Linked DNA regions of Mus musculus: all the other regions are linked to region 3. A link is a loop called in an ENCODE intact Hi-C map of the cell type or tissue named here. Cell type or tissue: left cerebral cortex. All regions are shown on one strand.

Region 1 (8,000 bases), 600 kb after region 3:
ACTATGTAATTTATAATTATTCCCATTTGTATGGTTTTCAATTTATTGGGCATCATTTTATTCTTCTAACTGCAAACTCTACTATACATGAATATATTTTTAATATAACTCCTTACATTAGTAGTTTAATTTGAGAACTTTTCAAATAAATTCTTGATTCTTAACTGCTTAATGTGAAATATGAGCATTAAATTCATCTTATCTGAAGACACAGATGTCTTCAATAGCAAAGCTACTTCTTATAGCAGCAAGGCAAACAGTATATGATAATCACGACCCTTTCAATCAGCTGTGATGGAAAGCACTCAGAATTCATGAAAACTGTGCATGGGTCCATCTGCCAACTATAGGAACTGATCAGTTTACTGTCCATGCTCCTTTCTTCTCGACATTCCTATGTAGAAAAGCTGCTAAGTTTGTCGGGATTAAAGTGGTTATGTAAGAGCTGCATTGCTTAACAGAACTACAAAACACTGCCTAGAGTCTCAGCTGAGTGTCAAAAGATTCCAGAAAGGCAAACGTTCCATGCCCTCAAGCTGATGACTCTCAAGTGAACTGTACAGTAACCGAGAAGCTTGATCCTGGAGTAGAAGAGATGTTATGGAGCCAAAATCAAGCATAGTTTTCCCTGAGTTGAGTGCAGAACCAGCAGAGTATTTGTCAATGTGTCCATTACCACAGGAGGACAGAGTCCCAGAAAAAGTCCCACTTCTAAGCCCTTGAAGGCGGCTTTGAACAACTGCTGTGGTACATACCACATGCTCAACAGTAATACAGGTAGGTGGCACTATTTCTTCTTAGAGCCTCAGAAACTTGCCTCTACTGCTTCTGAAACAGCTTGAAATTATTCTTGGCACATTAAATATAATAGGTTTCGATACTGACATGTGATTATAGGACATTTGGGTAACAGGACAAGAAGTCAGACATGTTCTAGAATGTGTAGAATGCATGTAGCCTTTAGACTTTGGGTCACAAATGAAAAGTACCTGGCTAAGTTAAGGGATTACATAATAGCAACCAAAATGTCTTATATAATGAGAAAAATAATTAAAAGACCTTGGCCTCTAAGCAAAGAACAGATTGCTTCGTTAAAACGTGGTGCTGGCACATGAAAACACAGGCAGACGGAAGGACTAGGTTAGGACCTCTGGAAGTGCATGCCATCAAGGGTCAACCAAAACTAAGTATAGACAAAAAGACATATGGAAACCTGCTACTTTGTAAGCTACTTCAAGATGATTTTTTAATGGAGAGATAAAAGCACTTACAAGTCTACCTTGCACAATTGACAGTGTGTCCACTACAGTAGGACAGCCTGTTTCTTTATGATACCAAATTTCTAAAATTTGTATTTTATAGAGCCAAATAACTGAAAATAGTCAGATTTGTCTCTTCAGTACAGCTTAGGTCCTTACTAGTTAAGAAAGTTAGGATGGGCTTCTTTAGTAGTTGTAAATAAAGCACATTTTCTACTAAAAACCATAATTTGTGTATTTTTAAGTAGGTCAAGGTGGGGCAGCTCGAATGCCCATTATCAACAGCTACTCTCAAGAGCCATGCTTACAAATGAAGAAGGCTGGAACCAGCAGCATTCAAAGAATGTCAACAGCAGACCTCCCTTTGCCAGAAAAGATCACAGTGAGCACAGGGGCCAGATGCTGCTTCCACATACCTTGCCAGACCTCGGAGCAACATGTTGCTCAGGGCCTAAATTTGGCTTCCTATGTGACAGCATGACCAGCCACACCTCAGGGTTGGGCAAGTCCGTGGACACATCCACCAATAATTTCTATATTTATAGAAAGCCAGAACATGTGTAGATAATCACACAATTGGTTATTTATATAGTGCCAGATTTTATGAATACAGGAATTTGTTAATTAGCACAAGGACTAATCATTAAAATTCAAAAATAGATAAATAAACAGGAATGCCATTTATTTGTTAACATTTCAGGGAGAAAGTATGCAGCTGCTTTCCTTTTGATGAATATAGGCTTCTGCAGGGAAAAAACTATGAAGGAAAAGGATCTGCAATTTTTGAAACCCTACTGAGTAAGATCCAGGAAATCATACATAGTCTTTCTATTAAAAATAATCATACTGATTTGCCCTTCAGTTAAAAAAAAATTGAGAAAGTTTAAGCTGGCATGTGCTTAGCATTTGAATCATACTGTTTGGCATTCCACTGTTTGGGTGCTTTTCAAAGAGCCAAAGCTGATTTTCATCGGATAGGAGTTAAAAAGCACACACACGTCACTCAATACCAAATTGTTTTAGCTACAGGGCATGGCAAAGCATGAAATAACTGCTTTAGAGCACTTCCTCATGTGGGTGTGTTAGATAACTGTCTGCTCTAACATTAAAATGAAACACACTATGACCTGACCAGGGCTTCGGGACTTAAACAGGAAGATGAGCCCCCCATAACCAGTAAGACTGGTTAATGAATTTTTCTGGCACTCTATAGCCCTCCTGTGACGCAAGCCTTTCAGCCTTCCAAATCCCTAGGCAGCAGAGGGCACTGGCTTTAAGTTTACTTATGCACATTTTACAGTGTCCTGCAGCATTTAGATTGTGACAGTTCCTCCCAGAAAAGGGCAAGAGTATTTTTCATCCTAAAAATATTTTCGATTTACTGAAGGCCAACCAAGAATTATAATGCAAAAGAAAACACATTCTAAAAATTAAAACCACCACAGAAATGACTAAAATTTTCCTTCCTTTTATCCTTTCTGGGAGGTAAAAAAATTTCCATTCTCTTTTGGAGTTAAGCATTTGGTGTTTACTTATGGTTAATGTAAAAACACAATGTGAAATATTTAAAATTCTATCAGCAATGCATCTATGATTTTTGGATCCATATAAACATGAATTATATACATAAATTCACACTATTTCCACAAAATACATATGCACAAAAGATGATTGATCAAACAGTCTGTGAAAGATTTCTTTTATCTAAAAGAGCATCTTAGATAATTCTTCAAGAGATAATACCAAAAATAACAGGTGTACGACACAGACACACTTCTGACCTATTAGTTCTGAAACAACTTTTTGGATCACAGTCTGAAATGGGAAAAATTCTGTTCACAACACCAACTATGCACAGTGTTAATACACGTTTCCTAAAGCCTCCTTCAAACTTTCCATGGACCTTTGATTAAAAAAAAAAAAAAAAAAAAACAATCTCTGAAAGGGCCTGACTGAATGTACTTCAGGTCTGTATGCTCTTGGTCAGGGCTGGCCTTTCCAGCTGAAAAGACAGTGGAGAAAAAAAAAAAAACTAAATTAAAAGTCTAAGTATATTTTTTTTTTAAAGAAGCGGTAAAGAAGACTTTTAGTAGCAAAAGTTCACCGCCCTCCCCTAATAATGGATTTGAATAAACGCTTTACTAGGCTTGAACCTTGAGAGTGTGTTGTGGAGTCTGCTCTCGAGTCCCAGGTGGGTTAAGAATATTGCTTTCTGGACTTCTTTGTGTTGTCAGAGAGGCCTAATGGAATTAACAGGGGAAAGTCTGCTACTTATAGTAAATAAATAATGTATTACAAAAAGGTGATTGTTATTATCAAACATCTCCTCAGATCTGCATTCATTTCCTATCACTGCTCGTGTATATTCTGAAAACATTTATGTTCCTCTCTGTCTGACTTAATTTTTATCAGATGAATAAAAGTTCTGCTTTTGCACAAACCTAAATAGAAGTCCATCTAAAAGTATACTTCACATCCACCTTATTTAACTACTCCTTGAAATTTTGAAAAAGCACTATTCTAGAAAATTCCTCAACAATGCAAGCTGGTTTCAAGCATAGCTTTTTTCCCACCATGAAAAGAAAAAAGAAATAAAAAAAAACCTCAAATACATATTTGCAATAACAAATACATTATTTATGGACTCAAATATGTTAAGGGAATACTTACAGTTGTTGCACAAAATGGCCTGATACACTCCATAGCTTCCACTTTGTTAAAAAAAAAAAAAATGTAAAAAGGCCAGCCTCCACTCCTCCCTCCCTAAGCATAAACAAGCACTAACATACTAAAAGGAAACTATCCCAGGATAAAAACTTCTTGTTAAGAAAGTTTATACTCTTACTAACCACAGTAATACCCATATAAATGCAACAATCTATCTATAAAATAAAAAGTTAGAAAATAGCCACAATTTCTTTGAAACTATAACCCCCTGATGCACTATTTCTACATGTGTAGTAGCAAAAAAAAATAGTTCCTTGATTCTTGCCCACCCTGAGGGGCTACCCTTCACCTTATGTCCAATGTCATCAAATAAACATGCTAGCATAAAGTATGCAACCTGCTTAAAGGATCTATACTGTAAATATGGACTTTAAACTTCAATGTAAAACAAAGAACAAGAGTCTCATTTTGGTAGTACCCACACTGGCACTGCAGCTAAAACTCACTGGCAAATAACTAACAAAATCCAGTTAGCAATAAATAAGGACAACATGATATATAGACAGACAGATGGAATTGCATAAACAGACGAGAAAAGCAAAGAGACAAACATACGGAGGAGTTTGTTTTAAAAGAGTGAACGATTCTGATTTACTCATTACTTTAGTAAGAAAAATAGGTTTGTTTGTAATTATTTTTAAACTAATAAAACTGAATCACAAGGTCACACCCTTAAATAATTAAGAAAATTAGTACAGGGTAGGCCTCCTATAGATGTTCCAAAATTCAAACTAGCATTAGCTCTGTCAAATTTAGATACAGAAATTAAAATTCAGGAAAGAAAGCCTAAAAGCACTGTGGAGTAAATAAGATGATAAATGCAAGGGGACTGAGGAGGCAGGGTTGTTTTTATGAAAGTTGTCTGCCCCTACCTTCTTCCCCAGCGCTGAGTTTCTCTTCTCATAATCGGTGTCTCCCTGGAAGTACAGTGTGAGTGGTAATGACTGCCTGCCTCCCTAATGAGTCCATTTTCCTGCTCTTGATGTTGTGTATATACACACACTGCAACCTACCTTACAAACCACAGAGACGGGAAGAGAGAGAGAGAGAGCAAGAGAGAGGGAGGGGAAGGGGGGCAGAGAGAGAGAGAGAAAGACAGAGACAGAGCAAGCAAGCCAGTGAGAGAGAAAGAGAAGGAGAGAGAGAAAGAAAAACAGAAAGAGAGAGAGAGAAAGGCACAGACAAAGCCCTCCTACCAGACAGCAGACAGCCCTCCTTCCCCTACCCAGGAAAACGCAACTCGTCTAATGCAGCAACAGGTTCAGCATTGCCAGACTAACAGAGGGAAAAGGTATATTCTCTATAGCATTACTGCTTGCAAAGAAACAGTTTAAGAGCAGCTGGCTCCACCTTCTTTATTTATGCTCCATTATGAGGAATGTATTGTTTCAGCTCTGGCACACAGTACGTGTGTAATTATCATAAATACATTTTTGCATATTAGCAGGAAATAAGGAATTACATAGCTTATTTGTGCAATCTTTCAAATTTATTTTTTGAATGTGAGAAAAATGTCAACAAATCTGCTCTGACAAAAGCTTAGTAATGATTTTAAAGTCAGAGCTGTCTTAAAGGAGACTGTAAGAAACAGACTCCATACAATAGGAAAACTGATCTCAGGCAAAACTGGTAACTGCAAAGAAGAAATCACTGTTCAGTAAATAAACCAAGACCATAAACAAAACTATAAGACAAAAACAGAATTAAGTTTAATTAACTTGCTAATAGGCTAGTACCCTAGAAGAAAGCAGACTGGTTTCTTGTTTGAAGCATCCAGCTACACAATGCAATGCAGTCTGTATTAACAGGTGCAATGCATTTAATACATAGTATACCAGAGAAATAAACCTATTAGGAGTTACCATTCAAGCAAGACAAAGTTCTATACAATATGGATCGGAAACTACAGTAAATAACCTTTCATCTTTTATTAGAAGTAAAAACTAAAACTGGTGCTTTTAAATAAACCTTCCTTGAAAGAAAAAAATGAAACTCTTTATACTATACCTTTAACCAAATTTTCACATGCACTAGCTCCAGGAAAATAGTGCTGGTTATATTACTGGTCCCACCACATGCTCCTCATAGCCTTTGCTAACTCCCAGGTGCCTTTTCTAAAGTGGTGATATATTTTCAGCTTTGGGATGATGAACATCAGAAAATAGAACTGGTTGGAAGTCTCTTTTTTTTTTCAAAACAACTCCTGATAAACCAAACTAACTAACTATCTATCTATCTATTTATCTATATATCTGAGTATTGTATCTGTGTAGATGCCCATCTTCCTTAATGTTGTTTATACAGTTTGACTATATAAATTGTATACATTTAAAAATTTTTAAAGAGTAGATTTTTCCAAAGGAATTCACACACATAAAATGAAAGGTAAGAGGGTGCACTTGACTTATTCTAATGCTATATTTTGATACCAATGACCTTAAATATATTATCTGCAAAACTATCCTTTTATATGGCTTAACTTACTACAAAATTCAAAATGTATTCCTTTACATAACCAAAATAATTTTACCATGCTGGGTGGAGGAATATATAGATCAGTTGGCAGAGTGCTTGCCTAGCATGCACGAAGGCCTGGATTCAGTCCCCAGCGTTTCCTAAAACTGGACACAGGGTGTTAGCCTTAAAATCCCGTGTTTAGAGGAAATGGAAGCAGATGGAGCAGAAGTTATGGTTATCCTTAGCAACATACTAAGTTTGAGGTCAGCCTACAGCATACATCTTCTTGCCCCTGGCTGCTCTGATAATTCCATGTTTATCATAAAGCTATAATATAATCAACACAGTGTGGATCTAGAAAAAGTAAATAAAAAAATAAAATATCAATGGTGTAAAAGAGTAGAGAAGCTGGAAACAGATCCACATAAACCTAGTCAACTAATCGCTAACAAACTAAGACGGCAACACAATGGAACAACCCAAAATGCTGGGAATTATGGGTAAAAGTACCTATATAATGCAACACTCTAGGACTCCAAAACTTCAGGAATAAATCCTTAAGGAAAACACTAACAATGTGATCCAAGAAAGAACAAATTCATAGACTGAACATTAAAATCACCATTTTTTTCTTTGTATGTGAAAAATACTGAAAAAAATAATGGTAAGACAAGCCATAGAAAACTAGGAAATATTTACAGCAGACAGATCTAATAATATATACTTATATAAGATATAAAATTATATCTTCAACTCAAACAAGCAACAGAATTTAAAAGGTGGGCAAAGAGCTTAACAGTCACCTCATTGAAAAGGAAAACCAAAAGCAAATAAGCAAATAGAAACATGCATGTCATATGTCTTCAAGCAGTGCAAAGCAAAACAATAAGATATCACTTCATACTCATTAGAGCAGCCAAAACCCAAGACACTGACAATACCAAATGCTTGCTAGTGGGAATGTTGAGCAACCTGAATGCTCCTTCACTGATGGCAACAATAGAAAACAATACAACTACCTGACAGTTTCTTGCAAATCTATTTTTTAAAACATCCTCAACAGAACGTTCTACAGGAGCTATAGTCGTAACTCCCCAAACTTTAAGTTAATCAAAAGGTTCTTTATTAGATAAATGGACAGTATGTGGTATATCAAGACAACAGAATGTTTTCCAGTACTAAAAATAAAGAAGCCATGAAAAGCTATGGAGGAAATTGTTACATGATTCCACTATATGACATCCTAGAAAACACGATTGCAAACGAGAGTCCGGGGTCATGGTAACAATGAGATGAATAAATGAAGAACAGAGGATGATTCAGGGCTTAAAATTACCCTCAGTTGCAGGGTGTGGTGGTGCACGCCTTTAATCCCAGCACTCGGGAGGCAGAGGCAGGCAGATTTCTGAGTTCGAGGCCAGCCTGGTCTACACAGTGAGCTCCAGGACAGCCAGAGCTATACAGAGAAACCCTGTCTCGAAAAACCAAAATAAATAAATAAATAAATAAATAAATAAATAAAATTTAAAAATAAATAAAATAAAATAAAAAAATTCC
Region 2 (8,000 bases), 290 kb before region 3:
CAGTATGGTGGTAAGAGTGTGTGGAAGAGAAGGTTGCTCAGGAGCCAGGGCCAGCACATAGCCTTCAAAGGCATTTCCCTGATGACTTCCTCCGGGTAGGCTCTACCTTCCCAGTTCTGTCACCTTCCAATTGTCCATACTGACCAGGCCAGATCCCTTGAGATCTAATGGTCTCAGAATGCACACACAGACATACCCAGGGAGGCATTACTAATCTCACAGGTAGCTCCCAATCCAATCAAACTGATGATCAAGACAGACCACCCCACACAGTCAAAGTCTACCCCTTAGTTTCATTGGCTAGTGTATTTTCTTCAATTACTTTTCACACATACATTTCCACTGCTTGTCAGACTTCTATGGACAAACTCATGATGCTTGAACCAGACCCTGGCTCCCCATGCCCTTTCACCTAGCTCTATTCTTCACCCTCTTCAAGAAGTCCAGACATAACTCCCAGACCTTCTGATTGCCCTTTGACCTTTCCACACCACTTGCTTACTTCCTCATTTCACTTTTGATTCAGGGTCTATCCAGCCTCTGCTGTACTTTATATATAGCATCTGATCTGCTCTATGCAAGCCCTTTCTGGATGGATAGAGACTGGAGAAAGTGACACTGACTCATTGACCTTAGAGTTCAGAGAAGGAGATGAAAGAGAAAAATGCAAGCAAACATGTCAAGATAAAATGGAAAATACCACGAAGGAAGTGCATTGGGTGTGATGGAGGACTGAAAAGGTCAATTGGGGGGAATGGGGACCAGTGTGTGGTATCAGAGGGACTCAACTGTTCTAGGCAGAAAAGCAATAGAGGCTATCAATGATCCATTGTCATCCTTTCTCCACTTAGCCCAAGCCTTCCTAGGTTATCTAGGTGGTCTTTTTTTTTTTTAAAGATTTATTTATTATTATACATAAGCTCACTGTAGCTGACTTCAGATGCACCAGAAGAGGGTGTCAGATCTCATTATGGGTGGTTGTGAGCCACCATGTGGTTGCTGGGATTTGAACTCAGGACCTTCGGAAGAGCAATCAATGCCCTTACCCACTGAACCATCTCACCAGCCCCTAGGTGATCTTTTGCCACCAGGTTGTTTACACTGATTTCATGATGTCTTCCTTACTTCCATAGCTAAAAACTCCAAGACAGAAAGAACTCCAGAATTCTTCTGGGTATAATCCTTTCCCATTGTATACCAGAGAGACCTGTGTGTATAATGTAGCATCCCTCCGCGATGAGATTACCAATTCCTGGACTCTGGATTAATCAGAAGGGAAATTGTTCTGTGAGAGCCTGACCTTATCAGGTGAACCTTAAAAGGGATTGAGTTGTTCTGCAATTCAAAGAGCTTCAACGTATGAGAGCTATCCTGCCTTGAACATCAAACTACCCTTGTTTATTCTTCAACACAGACTAGCAAGAGGCCAGTAGAAGCCTGGAAGACATCATGCAAGATAGTAAGAACCACATTGTTACCATTGTAAGACACCGAATGGTACTGACAACCTGAGTTTGTAAGGAGGACTATTCTACGGTTCAGATAAAGAACACAACACAACATAACCCACACCTTGGGCTCTGTCTTGCAAACCATGACTACTCTGCGGTGTTCCGACCTACGGGGATTGTGAGGTTAAAGTGGTTGTAGTTTATATTTTTAAACCTGTGATAATTTGTCCCACCGCAGCAGAAAATAAATATACTGTCATTGGTTCCTCTTTTACACACAGGCTAAAATTGATTTTCTTCAGCATGAGCTCAGCTTCCTTTGTGAACATGATCTTCTGTTGATTCCTGGCATGCACTCATGCTTCAGCCAAGCTGGCCTTGCTGGTGGATATTTTCCTACAGTCTTTGTCTAGCCCTCTATCCATCCTTCTCCCTGGGAGTTCAATCGTAGCCTCCCTAGTATCTCTCAGACAGATACTTTTGTCTTTGAACTTATAATGTTTCAGTGCCAATCAATTGCACTGACATCCTGAGTGTCAGTATCTTAAGCCATCGTTGGGCTTGTCTCACCGATGGAGAGAGATTAGCCATTTGGTTTAGGTTCCCAAACGGCTCAAAGCATCTTATAGCTCAGTATTCCCTAGAGGTCCATGTGCGAAGCAAGTAGGCAGCTATCGCCCGTCTCAGTGGCCATGAGAGAACGGTCTAATCCTTGAGCCAGGCTCCGGGGAATTTAGATATGGGTCTAAATATAGAGCGACAATTTTTGTCTTTTTGGTTTCCGGGGAGGCAGGATGCCAGATTTAGGGCAGGAGCCTCCTTACTCTGCCTTGTACACCGCAAAGCTTGGGCTGAGGGAAAGCAAGATGCATGCTGGGTGAGCAGAGGTTGAGCGATGTTCCCTGTTTGTCCCTGTGTGTCCAATGTCCGTGTTCCACCTGTGCCTCTTATGTAGCTACTTTCCAAGAATTAACACCTGTGTTCCTGACAGAACAGCATAAAGACTGCTGTGAGTCTTGAGATGAGAGCGAGTGGCTTCCTTCTGAAGAGGGAGAAATGGGGTTCTTGAGTTAAAGTCTGTTGAGTCCCCATGGATTCCAAGGGGGTCCATGGTAGCCCCATTCTTTTCTTCTGGAGCAGTTACACAGCACACCCCCACCTGGTGGTCCTCCAGGCCTATCAGTTTGAGGACTTCTTTTCTGCTAGGGCTCCAAATCAAATGTGGTCACTAGGGTCACTTCATGGTGACCCCAGGAGCCTTTGGAGGAGGGGCTGAGACTTAAATCCTGCTGCTGTCATGGAGGAACTGCTACAGCTAGCTGAAGTCTGGAGAGTGGGAAGATGGCAACCACGTTCTTTGGCTTGGGCTTGCTGTAGGCAAAGTCCTCCTTGTTTTTCATACTAGCTTTTTTATATATAAAATGTTATTATAAAAACTGAAAATAAACAAAAACATCACACACCAAAATGTGTGGGCAAAAAAAAATTAACGGGTAAAAGAATCCAGACATGCTAAATATTCAGTGATGTGCTAACAATTCTCTCTCTTTTCCTCTCTCTTTCTTTTCCTCTTTCTTTCTTTTCCTCTCTTGCTCTCTCTGTCTCTCTCTGTCTCTCTCTGTCTCTCTGTCTCTGTCTCTCTGTCTCTCTGTCTCTCTCTCTCTCTCTCTCTCTCTCTCTCACACACACACACACACAAAGCCCCAATTTGTAACATGCATCAATTTTTGTTGCGCAAATACTCCCACCACTGCTCATGTCAAGCCACCACCAAAGGCTTGATTACCAACTTGAAACATTCCTGGAATATTGCTCTCACCAGCATGGTTCTAGCACACTAGTGGGAATGGCATGCTGTCTTAAACACACTTTAATGCTCATCAGCTCTTTGGAGGCTCCATCACTTCTATGAGCAAGAGACTATACTGAACGTAGCTCTTTTTATGAGAGGAGCCAGAACTTCAGGGAAGGCAGGATAGATCTAAAGTTTCAGACTGGAGTTGTCCTTGCAGAGCCAGGTCTCCCATCTCTAGGACCAGTGCCTTTGACAAGGACCCCATTCCCTGTCCAAGGCACATGTAGCTGTCTTAGCCCTGCAGGGAAACATGGGTTTGCTGGCATCCCACTTGTTTGTACTCGGGAGACCAGTGTGAATGCTCAGAACTGAACCTCCCCAAGTATCTTGACTCTGCTAATTGCCAGCGTGTTAGGGTGTGGGGAACGTGGGGGTGGGAGTTGGAGAGTGTGGGGGTGTACTGTTAAAATGAACGTCCCCAAGTTATTTCCCTAGTGGTTTCCATGAGGTACTTCTAAAGTAAAACCCAGAGACGTGTATTTTTAACATCTAATGTATCTTATTAGACAAGTCTGAGAGAGTCTGCATTAGGGAGAATTTCTGTCAAACCTTCTTGCTCACTTGGGGTAAGAGATGAGAGACAAGACTACAGTCTTTTATTGTCACAGTATGTTTTTTTTCCCCCCTTCTTCTTCTTAAATGATTAAGCCGTTAGAATAAATGAGGCCCCCTCCAGCATGTCATAGGTGGGTGGCTAAGACCTCGAGGCTGTTCCAAAATCCACCATTGGAGGGCACCAAAATGCAGCAAGAACTTCGCCAGCTCTGCCGGGGTGAGAAGTTCACGACTCACCTGGGGGCTCTCCAGGCTCTGTGGGGAGGCAGAGCCGGAAAACCTCCCCACTTAGTTCCTGGAGCCCTGCGAGGACCCCGCATTCTCACCCTGCGAGACTTGTTTAGCCTCTGGTTTCCTCTCTGAGCGATTTGCTCAAGGCCAACCGCGGAGGCGCTGGGTCAGGCTTGGCTTGGCGCGGCTTGGCTGGAGAAGGAACCCTGGCTAGGGCCACCTCCCTTGGAGGTGTTCCCAGTCCCACTCCCTTCTTTGTGTTGCAGCATCTAGTTCTTTCGGCCCTCTCTCCTGTAGAGTACTCAGCCGACCCGAGTGCAGTCAATGTTCGCTCTGGTAAAGCCCTAGGGCTGAAATCCAGCTTTGCAGCTAGCTTGTCAGACAGTGAGGCCCGCGGCTGGAGTTTTCTGACTCAAATTTTCTGTCTAACAGAACTGTTCACAGCTATTGAATGAGATTACATTTGTGAAGTTTTTTGTTTGTTTGTTTGTTTTTTAATACAACTTAAAATCCAAAAGGCAGTTCTTACTGTATCGCCATCATTATTGGGCTAGCCTAAGAGATTCATGATTGTTCTGTGTGACTTTAGGTTTTATGATTGTGATTTTTTCCCCCTCCTGGTTGTCAGGCAGTGCACATTAAATTTATTTATCAGACAAGTGTCGAGAACTTTCTTGTGTGAGCCACTGTTGAAGGGCTGGGGTAGTTGTTGATGTTAAACGGGCACAAGGAACCAAACAGCCTAGAGTCGCTTTGCTGTAAGGCTTAGATACTGAACTTGGCAGTGTGACTTAACAGCTAGGGGCCCCAGGGTGAGGCTCCAGGGCAGTTTATTGTAGGAGATATTGGCTGCACAAGCTGGCTTGGTGGCACATGCCTACAAGGTCAGCATTCAGGGGGTGAAGGTGGAGGCAGGAGGATCACAGACTTGTGTTGGTGGCTTGAGCTAACATAACCCTGGAGCTGTCTCTCCATGGAAGAATGCAAAGGTTAGCACATTCTAAGTGGTAGGTTCCATCCCCAGCCCTGGGGAAATAAAAAGATGGGCAGTGACTTTTGGTTCCATTCATCTATTACCTAATAGCTTTGTGATTCTAGTCACCCCACCCGTGTGTGTGTGTGTGTGTGTACATACGCATACGCCCACTGACATGTGCACATGTAATGGGACAATGTACCTACTTTGCTGGACTGTTTATAAATGATAGCTATATTTGTTTTTGTTGCCTGTGCATTCACACAAATTAGGATAACAGGAAATTATACTTCTAGTGGTGCGCTGCAGGCGTGACCTTCACAGGTGACCTTCCCTAACTTTTGTCAAGAATGGGGGACTGTCTAAATCTCTGGAAGATCAGGGTCTAGCTTGGGACTTGTGACGAGGGACAGCAGGACCTTCAGCACACATGGAGCGCCCTCTGATTCTCGGTCGACGTGGCCGATCGCTCATTAAGGTCTTAATATCATGACTGTCCAGCTGAAGCTATCATTAACCTCAAGTGGGGGGTTCTCGCCGTGACTGCTGGGGGAAAGACGAGCCCGGTCTGAGTGGGAGGGCCTGACTCTAACTCCCTGCCTGGGTTTAATGAGCCCAGAGCTCTGAAGGCAGCTTTTCACCACCTTTTATTTGGTCAGACAGGGGGCTCAATAAATCTTTAGTTCTGTGGACTCCCCTGGTGGAGTTGTTGAAGGAGAAAGCTTTTTGCAAATGACTGGAAAGCCCTTTGCAAATATAAAGTGCTTATTTAGATGCAAACTAAAAATCCAAGGTGCCTGTGACTCATCTGGTACCTATTGTGCTCTCTGCAAAGGCGCGGAGGCTTGCTTGTGTGATGGGTGCCATTTGAGAGCCACTTAAAGATCTCTCTGGTGAATGAATTTGGTTGCATTATTCCGGGGCTCCTCTCGGAGGACTCTAATTTTCAGCGCTTTGGTCATGTCCTCCTTCCCTGACACGTTCTCAGCGGCCTCCTTGAGTCAGCCCTGACCCAGGATGCGGTGGGAGGGGACTGACCTGCTGGGAAGATGCCGGAGCTGTGGGGTGGGGGCTTGTGAACAGAGAACTCCCACTCTGATTTTTTAAAAGGAAAAAGGAGGCTTTAATCCAAGCATCCAGAGCCAAGCCTAAGAATCTAATGACAATAGTATTTATTACTTGCTTTCAAAATCCCTTTTATCATTTCCTTTCCTTCTTTTCTTTTTCTTTTTTCTTTTTCTTTTTTTCCTATCTCTTACTACCCTGCTATTATGGACCAGGGCTTCATGACCAAAAAAGTACTGAATCCATTTGGTCAAGTTTGTCAGGCTGATGACTGGCATTGTGTGAGGACCAAAGGTCTGTGTGAATGACTGCATTTCTAATGAATTGACCAGCTATCTGGCATCACATGAACAGATTTTAATGCTGTGTATTGCACACTGCTGGGAAGGAGAATGGAGACAGCTTTTCTGAGGCCCGTTTTCTTTCCTAGGACGGGGGTGGGGAGCTCTGTTTTGAGGTTTGCTGAGGACAGTCCATTATGAAATGTAAGCCCCTGCCCTATTGAGATCGGAGGCACAGCTCTTCCTTCAGCTTTTAGGTTATCAGGAGCGCTATGCATTCTGGGGGTTTTCCTATAGGAGACAGAAGACAACTCAAAGTTTGTTCTTACTGGTTGGGTTTTAAGTGGTGAAAGGTAACGTGTGTGTTAATACGGTTGTGGCGAGCAAAATGATGCCCTTCTGCAAATTAGAGGCAAATTGCAAAAAGACACCCTTATATGACCAACTCAGTCAAATGAAACATTAGCTGCATTCTGATCCCAGAACCTCTTCTTTAAGGGCCATGCACCTAGGCCTCAGTCAGTCATCTGTGTGTGTGTGTGTGTGTGTGTGTGTGTGTGTGTGTGTGTGTGTGTGTTGAACATATAGGCACACTTTCACTGGGGTAGAGAGGAGGGGTGGGGACTGGGGAAGGAGGGAGGGGCGGTTCCAGTGTCTCTCTAGAACTCTGTCTACTCTTCTTCATTTTCTCAGTGGTTGTAGGTGACTCAGCTCTACCCTGTAGCCTGCAGCAATCTGGGGAGGTCTCTCAGAGACCTCCTCCAGGTGCAGCCTGGCTTCTGGACTTCACTGCAGAAAAGAATTTCAGTCTGAGTCTGAATGAAGCAGAGTAAGAGTTTATAGGGAAAAAAGTAGTAACCGATTTACGATTTAACCGATTAGACATTAGGGGAAAGAGAGATTTAGGAAAAGCGCAGTATACACCCAAGACATGAGAGTAGACTTCTCAAGACTCACATTTAACTGTCTTCTATGTGGCTGATGCTGTATTATTTAAAAGTTTTAAAAACACCCCCTTCCCCTTTTCAGTAAGTGAGGTCATAGAGGGGTTTTGGGGATACACTAGAGAATACAGGCTGATAATATAAAACCATAGATGTGGTTAGTAATCATCATCCAGGCTAACTTCAAACTCATGCTCCATCTGCCTCTTTAATAAGCATGCACCACCACAGCTAGCATCATAGGTGGGAGGAAGGAGAAAAATGGAATAATGGGTGAGAGAGGTTTAAGTAGGGAGAGAGGAAGAGAGGGTAAAGGAGGAAGGGGGATGTGAAGAGGATCAATAACACTAAGGATGCTTGAAAAGAGGGATGGCTATTGCTGCTTGTCAACTTGACTATGCCTGGAATGAACAAAAATCCAAAAATGGAGAGCATGCCTGTATTAGTCAGGGTTCTCTAGAGTCACAGAACTTATGGATAGTCTCTAGATAGTAAAGGAATTTATTGATGACTTACAGTCGGCAGCCCAATTCCCAACAATTGTTCAGTCGCAGCTGTGAATGGAAGTCCAAGGATCTAGCAGTTACTCAGTCTCATGTAGCAAGCAGGCGAAGGAGCAGGAGCAAGAGCTAGACTCCCTTC
Region 3 (8,000 bases):
AGAGTCACTAAAATATACAAAGTACCATAGACATTAAGGAAGGAGGAGTTCCTGTCTGCGACTCTTTGGAGAAAGAGATGAGAAGAGGTGGGGAATGCTGAGGAGATAAGGAGAGCCCAGCCTGTACTGGGCATCAGCTCGGTGCGTCAGCACTGCCTGGTTAGAGAGTCTGGGAGGCAAATGCATGAGGTGCACAGCAGAATCCTAGGGAGGAAGATTGACTTCTTTTGAAAAGAAAGTTGTGACTACAAAGTTCTTTCCTCCCCGCCTTCTTCTTTTCTTGTTTTTGGTGGGATCAGGGGAGTAGTGTAAACTTCAGTGAGCCCCTAGGATATGCCTGGTACTTTTTAATATCTTCCAGAAGACAGAGGGTACCTCTGCCCCTGCCACATTTATGGGGAGGTTATTGGTCCCAAGTCAGGAAGCCGAAGGCTATGTGCCTTTGCTCTCCTCTTCACTTACACCTGGAGTACTGGCCCTGTCTAGCTCTGCAGGTTCATCTGGGGCAGGAGGGCACAGTGGTCAGGGAACTTCCCTTCACATCTCACTTTTACCTTTCTCATTCTGAGAACAATCTTCCATTGTGCCCTGTGTAAGTTTTCTGATTGGAATAGTTAATGGTTTAATTCCAGATACAATCACTCTGTTAGCTTCTCCGTGGAACCTGCAGCTCTTCCCTCTTTAGAACCTATGCTTCCCAGGAACCAGGGTATAGCAGCCCCGGTCCAGATAAATCAATGCAGCTCCACTTCCTCTGTCTTAAGATTTCCGGTTGCAATTCTGTTTTCCAAATACAAACCACACACACATATGTGTACATACACATGCACATACACATAGGTATTAAATTTACATGGTCTTACATCTTTCCAACATTCTTTCACTGAGATACCTTGGGTTTCTCCATTCTTTGAGATACAATGATTCTGAGTCTATGATGCTGACATTTGCTTTGTGGATATTTAAAGCACAACAACCTGTTCTAGCAGTTGCACTGTTTAAGCAGATGTGCACAACAGCTCTTTACAACCATTATCACACTGGTCAACCAACGCTTACGATGTTACTGTAATTCCCTGGAAGAGCTGAATTCTGTCCTTGATTACACCCTATAGGAAAAATACTGCCTCTTTACCCATCTTTGAAATTGATTGACTCTTCTTTTCCATATCTATTAATTCTGTACCCGGCCCCAAGCTTCAAACGTCTGCAATAAGTAATGATTAGTCCCCACTTCGTCCCAGCTCCCGTCTCCCTCTTGACCTTGCTCATGGAGTTCAGTCTGATGGATGTAATCACCCATGCTTCACTGTAGTTACATTCGTCATGGTGCTTGTTAGAATCATCATCATTCCTACTGCACCTTAGTCAACATAGTAAACGTGTTTGCACGTAGTTGTCTTTATTTCGTCAGCTAAGTTTCAACTACATGTGTCATTTTACATGATCAATAAATAACCTGTCAGCCAAATGACTCTGATACAGTAATAAAAGATTGCTAATTGGGAACAAAATCTGAAGACTAGCAAGAATTTTATAAATCCAGATAGTGGCATTTCATTGATCTTGAATCCACAGGTTCAGAATTTATTGTTAACTTAGTCCTTCAGATTAATTTATTAAAATAATAGATATAAAATATGTACAATATGCACCTATATATTTATTGACTTTAATGAATTAAAAAGCATTTAAGTATTTAAAAAAAATTAAATCTGATCCACACTGACCATTCATTGACTTGCTGACGTAGCCTAAAACACTCTTTTGCTTTACTTAGAGCCTGGTTTTTGTTGTTGTTGTTGTTTTCTTTTATAGTATGAAGGCTGTAGAGTGGCAATGTACTCTACTGACAATGCACATACCTTTTAACTTTTGTTCTTTTTATGGTCATAGTATGTGCATGCGGATAAATAAATGCACAATTCTTTAGCTCCAGAAATGTTTATCCCAAGCTCTGAAAACATAGCTTAAATAATACACTGGCTAGCTGGCATCTCAGCATTGCTGTTTATGTTATAAGGCTTATAGTACCACTCTGTAAAATATATACTCATTTATTTCGTGTTTAATCTAAAGTGTAGAGTTTCGGGCTGGGAACGGATTGCAGATTGTTCTCTCCTGGTTAATTTTGGCTTTAAGTATATTGATCACTTTATCATTTTCTTGTGTTAAACTGCTTTAAACACAGCACAAATGTTACTCTCATCATGCCAGAAATGGGGTTGGAATTGATTTTGAGTTTCCATTAATTTTACTCTTTGCTCTCTATGAGAAGTTTTTCACTTGTTTAAACTCAGAAAGATACTTTTGTTCAAAAGATGTGTCAGTGCGATGACAAGGGAGTCTCTGCTGGCCTGGGAACCTCAGATGTCTACAGAAGGAAGAAGTTATCAAATTCACTGCCATGGACTTTGCTGAAATTAGTGAAGACTCATTCATCCTAATGCAGTTTCAAGGGCTTCCTCCCTCTTCTCTTCACAGAAGAGCTCAGCAAAGCACACATCTCCTAAGAAGCCCCCCTGATTGGTCCGGGCTGGCACTGTTTCAGTGTTTGGCCTACGGCGGCTGCTTAGGAATAATTTTCTCTCATCCTCTCTATTTTCCTGGACTGTATCAAACTCAGACACGTGGTGTGCAAAGGAAATCCAAGGCCTTAAAAATGCTTTTTATTTTGGTAGTAAGGCCATTGCCAGTTCTGTTTTGGCCAAATGATCTTATCAAGATTTAACAAGAGATTCTCAATAACACCTCTAATCTGTGAGAAGACATTAGATCAAGGAAGATAATTTATTCCATCTTGCATACATCTACCTTCCTTCCTGGCACCAAGGAGGGACAATGATCAAACTTAGTATTGGTACTGAAGATAATACAAAGTGACAAGAATGCTATGGCAATTACTCATTTTGATTAATTTAAAAATTGATAAATAAGTGGGTTTTTTTCTATATTACAGCAGACACTAGAGATCCATTTTCGGTCACTGTTGGGTATTTCTGCTCCTATAAAGGCACCTTACAAATCTGCTGTGCTGTCCACAGTACTGTCACAATTCGTCAGATTCTCTAGACTAACTAGATGAAACAACTGCATTTCAGCATTAAGATTCCTTTTCGGAGTCAAATAAAAGGAGAGCCGTACAGTTCAAACAGCTTGAAAGGCTTGTCACAAACACAGCCAAACCTGTACACATTATCTGTTTTTCTAGGTTTGGAGTACCAGTCTATAAAGTACCAGTCCCTTGTATGGTAACTGGGTTTTACTTCACACTTAGGAGTATTCAAACCCACAGGGAGAAGTTTAGATAGGTAAACTTCACTTCCTACCCTATCTATCTTTACTGCTCCCCTGCAGTTTTGTGTTTCGGAACACATGCTTCATGCCTTTAAAAAGTGCCAGGAAATCTCTTCCTGCAGCTACACAAGCTTTGGTTTTATGTGTGTATCATGACACACCTTAATACAGAGAGTCCCAGCAACTGCAGTGGGACTTTAATTTAAATCCAGACTTAGGGCGAAGAGCTCCATCTACTGAATCAGTTAGATCCTCGCTGGCACCCTAGAGTTATCCCCTTCAGTACTCTAACACTGAGAAGCCCTGTAGAGAACAGAGAAGTTACAGACATGACCGGCAAAAACTAGCTGTGAGCCTAATGCTCTTTTTGATATTTCCCAGATGCCCTAAGACCCCTTTCCTTTGTCCTTCCCAGTTTTCAAAGCTTTCCATGTTTCAATATAGAACAGAAGCGGGTGCTCTGCCATGTGAACCATCTCTCAGAAGCAATAGAAAGCCATTGGCATTGAAGGGAGAGCCTCAAGTAAGTGAAGGAAAGATACGCGAAGAAAATCCCTGTCCCTGGCAGACTGAATAAACCAGGAAAATTCAGAGAAAAGGATAGCTTCCTTACCCCCTACCTTGTATGATTGCTGAAAGGCTCCAGCCCCCAGGATCAGCTCTCTGGGCCCCTCCTTGGCTGCACAGTGTTGCTGTGGCATTGAAAATTTGCTGTGGCTTCCTAAGATTATAGGGAAATGCTCCAGCAAGCCAAAAAAGTCACAAACAAAAATTCAAAGGAAATAAAAAAAAAAAAAAAACCAAAAAAAAAAAAAAAACCTCCCAAAAACCAACAACAACAAAAAATCCAACCCACCAGCATAAAGCAGCTGATTTTATTGGAGAAGGTCTTGGCATGTTCCTCCATATGCCACAATTTTCTTTGGTCCTTCCTAGGTCTATGATCAGAAAACTCATTGTGCCATCCTTACTAGCGCCGTTTTTCTCAGGGTTGCTGATGGCACAGCATGGACAAATGGATCCAGGAGAAGCAAGCTAAAGAGCATATAGATGTCCTGTTCACTTGAAAGCTTTCCAGGAGATCACAGTTTTACAAGTTTCTTTCTCAGAATATCAGTGACATAGAGAAACATATACTCTGTCTAGCTTAGAGAAGAATAAATCAAAATTAAAGAAAAAAACAAACAAAAAACCAAACCACTTGTTAACACACTAACAGATACGGAACACAGCAAGTGGTATTTGAATAAACTTCAACATTAATATATCTGCATAAAATGGAGGAGTGTGTAAAACCTATGAAATATAAATTAAGGTAACTTATAAGGATATAAATATATGTTTATAAACATATAATAATCAGAACTAACAGTTTATAGGATTTTAAAATTACAGAAAAATGATAAAAGTTCGCGGATTCTTTTTCTTTTATATAAAAATATAATTAACATAAATATTAAGTGTCTTTGTGTATCTTTTATTGTATATGTAAGTATGCATTAATATGTTTATCTATAACTATATACAGACACACACAGACACACACACACACACACCTGCATAAAGTTATACCGATTGGCAATAAAAGGTAGTAGGTTGAAAGAAAGTTAAAACTCTGAATTACTTCAAAGTGGGTATTGCAAATATCAATAGGCTACCTATAGGCTTCTTAATATTTCTTTTTTAACACGCTGAATTTTCAAATTTGATCTTAAAGCACACAAAGAAGACAGAATTAGAAAATCACTGCATAGCAAAATATATTCTGTTAAAAACCGATCAGTCACATTTATTATAATGTTTAAAATTCATGAACTTAAAATACAAAAACAAAACAAAACAAAACAACAACAAAATCCAAACAGCTAATTAGATTTGTTTTACAAATCTTTTCAAGACAAGTTCACTTCCGAGTCACAAGTATGAGAAATTTCATCCTCGAGGGTAACTTGTTTGAATAGTTAAAAAGGCCTCCCAAAATGAAAACCAAATCTCTACCATGACTATAACAGAGAGCTAATGACGAACTGCACTCGAGCAGGAGCAATGAGAACTGTGAAGCTTACGAACAACAGTGCAGACCTCAGAAGATGCCTACATGAGACAACATCACATCGAGAGTGGAGATAAAGCTTTCTGGAAGTGGGAAGTGTTTCCACTACTGACTGGAGAGACTGTTCCTCAGCAGCTATGACAACACACTGAACCAGCAAGAGCACCTGGGTGTGTATCTGCAGGAGGAAAGTACAGGACCAACTGAGCAAGAGGCCAGTCCAATTCTTTTGTCACTTGCCTTTGGAAGGCTGGCTTTAAAAAAAAAAAAAAAAAAAAAAAGCCTGTACAAAAGACACATGTGTTCCTTTTCGGGTATTATAACAGGCCCACCTAGATTTAGCTTTCGATTCCAGATGAGCTCAGACATGTTCAGACTAGCACATCTTTGCTCTGTAAGCACTGAGCTGCTAGCATTTTACTGGCAAATTCGCGGATCCCTAAATTTATGCACAATAGATGCCCTTAAATCTGCAAATCTTCTGTTTCAGGCAAATTCCTCCTTGAGTTAAAAAATTTCCCCATTTACTCTGCTAGTAATAAGCCAGAAAGTTAAGGCAGGCAACTCATACAGGAAAGAAAAGTTGAATAGTACTTACCCTAAGTACAGTGTGCAAGCCTTAGAGGGCAATTCACTTTTTCTCTAGGATAGTTAGAAGGGTATCCAGGTCTGAGCTCAGCTCCTGCCCCTTTCCCTTCTGGAAAACTGAGGAGACTCACTGAAGGTGCCTCAGAGAAGAATCCCACAAACCGACAGCCTTACCTGTGGCCATTCAGAAGATTGCATTGGTGTGTATTTAAAACTATGAATAAAGTCAGAGACAGCGCATGCTCAGCAGGCAATTTAAAAATATTTATAACATTGTTGTCTCGAAAACAAATTTCCTCAAACAAAGCAAAACTCACATTTCTTACCCATGCCAAGTTTAACGTTCTGAGACAGAGCTGTTTTGGAGTTTTCCGTTGGGGGAAAAAGGTTTCTAAAAAAAATTTTTTTTTTGAGCTGAAAGAGAATAGTTCTCCCTTCCCTTTTGGGTACTCTTAAAGGGGTGGAATAAATTTCTCTTCAAGTTTCAACAAAACTCACAATTGGTTATAAAAAAAAAAGACATTGCACATTAAAGGTCCATGAAAAATAATTTCAGAACAAGTAACAAGAAGCTAAAATCTACAGGTCTGAAGGATGTAGCGGTCACCTGAGTCTTTAAGGCAGTCTTGTGTGTTGTAACACAAAAACATACACATACAATCAGAATCTAGTATGTTCAGTATGGCAAGAATAATGTATAGACCACTTTAGGCATATCGAGAGAAGTTATGCTTTTTTTTTTTCTAACTAAAATCTGAACTCTCCAAAACTAAAAAAATACATGAAATTATAGGGTAAATTCAGCAAGAATTGTCAGTATAATTGCACAGCAAGCATGGAAAGATAGCTGATCACATATTGGTCAGCTAAATTTTGAGATACATAAAATAAAAATTCGATTGAGTTAAGGTTTTAAAAGTACTAATTGCAGCAAAACTGCTCGTCTTTCTCCAGTTTGGGATTTTCTCTCTCCCTGCCTTGAATACCCTAAATACCCCATCTACCACCTATCACCAAACCCTGACCGAGCAGCGCACAGATCTCAAAGACCTTATTTAAATCTCTTACTTAATCTTAAGTCTCTGAATAGATTGCAACTCCTGCTCCACTTTCCAGTGGTGCTCAGCTGGCCTCACAAAAGCGCCACGGACATATCCTTAACTATCTCTGATGTTTTCAAGCTCAACAGAGGGTGCCAAAAAGAAAAGAAAAAAAAAATCAAAGATCGGAAAAAAAAGTTTATTAAAGTGAAAGCAGGAGCCCAGATTTGAAGAAGTTGCCTCTACTTTTATTTCCCTCACAACTCCGCACAGGTGTTTCCTACCTCACGCTGCTGTGCACGCTGCTGAGGAGGAGGGGTAAGTGAGGGTGGGGGAGTGGGCCAAGGTCTGACCAGCAGGCATCAGGAGCTGCAGCCTCCTGGGTTAATGGATGTGTTTAAAAATGGACCCCAAGCCCCCAAAAGCCTGGAATGAGGTTTCTTTTTGGCAAATGATTAAACCACTATACTGAAATAATTAAAGCTTTGTCCTTAAATAAAGCATCCGATCAACAGAACAAAAACAAAGATAAAAACTGCACACACATATGCATGCGTGCACACACTCTGACACACAGATACACAAAACTAGCGGGTGAAGGGAGAAGGAAATTAAATAAAAGAAAACAAACAGAGTCCTAACAGGCCATTCTCCAAAAAGAAATCTAAATAAAAAGTCATATGATATCTGATAGTGCAGGACACGTCGCCAAGAACCAGAGCGGATTGCCTCCAGGAAGAAAGGGCCAGTGTATTCCAGCTCAAAGAGCGTTTCTTTCTTCCTCCTCTATGTTCCCCTTTCTCCTCGACTGTTGAGTGTGTTACTCTCAGGTCAGACCTACGAAGAATCCCAGAATGACAGCTATCACCTCTCACTGTACTCTCCCAGCACAGCTAGCTGACGGGGCTGCCTGACTTGGGGGGGGGGGTACTGCTGCATTCAGCAACAGCCTCTTCCTCTTCCAGTCCTCCCTCTGTCCCTCTCAGAAAATCCTCTGGCCACCCCAAACAGCAGACAGGGAG

What was found. Peaks named below come from ENCODE experiments on the same cell type or tissue, not always from the same donor. Only the 100,000 strongest peaks of a DNase experiment are listed, where the experiment ranks them.
Region 1: a loop joins it to region 3, with 4 times the contacts of the local background. A loop is called at or near these places in 4 of 42 quality-filtered maps.
Region 2: a loop joins it to region 3, with 2.9 times the contacts of the local background. A loop is called at or near these places in 2 of 42 quality-filtered maps.

Annotation. Positions count from the first base shown.
Region 1 is chr16:42,904,580-42,912,579 of GRCm38, reverse strand. It overlaps Zbtb20 (zinc finger and BTB domain containing 20), which reads right to left and starts at 4,935. Exons shown (of 11, transcript NM_001285805.1): 1 at 4,859-4,935. It overlaps Gm19522 (predicted gene, 19522), which reads left to right and starts at 510. Exons shown (of 4, transcript NR_040402.1): 1 at 510-777. In left cerebral cortex, a CTCF peak has its summit at 828; a DNase peak (open chromatin) is centred at 4,972; H3K4me3 peaks cover 3,205 bases; H3K27ac peaks cover 4,017 bases.
Region 2 is chr16:43,798,267-43,806,266 of GRCm38, reverse strand. All of the region lies in intron 2 of Drd3 (dopamine receptor D3), which reads right to left. Among named protein-coding and RNA genes, the nearest start is that of Gm26074, 32 kb to the left of the region's middle. In left cerebral cortex, a CTCF peak has its summit at 4,025; DNase peaks (open chromatin) are centred at 4,073 and 4,286; H3K4me3 peaks cover 540 bases.
Region 3 is chr16:43,506,271-43,514,270 of GRCm38, reverse strand. All of the region lies in intron 5 of Zbtb20 (zinc finger and BTB domain containing 20), which reads right to left. Among named protein-coding and RNA genes, the nearest start is that of Gm15713, 90 kb to the right of the region's middle. In left cerebral cortex, a CTCF peak has its summit at 3,529; DNase peaks (open chromatin) are centred at 5,483, 5,994, 7,422, 7,625 and 1 more place; H3K4me3 peaks cover 3,432 bases; H3K27ac peaks cover 5,414 bases.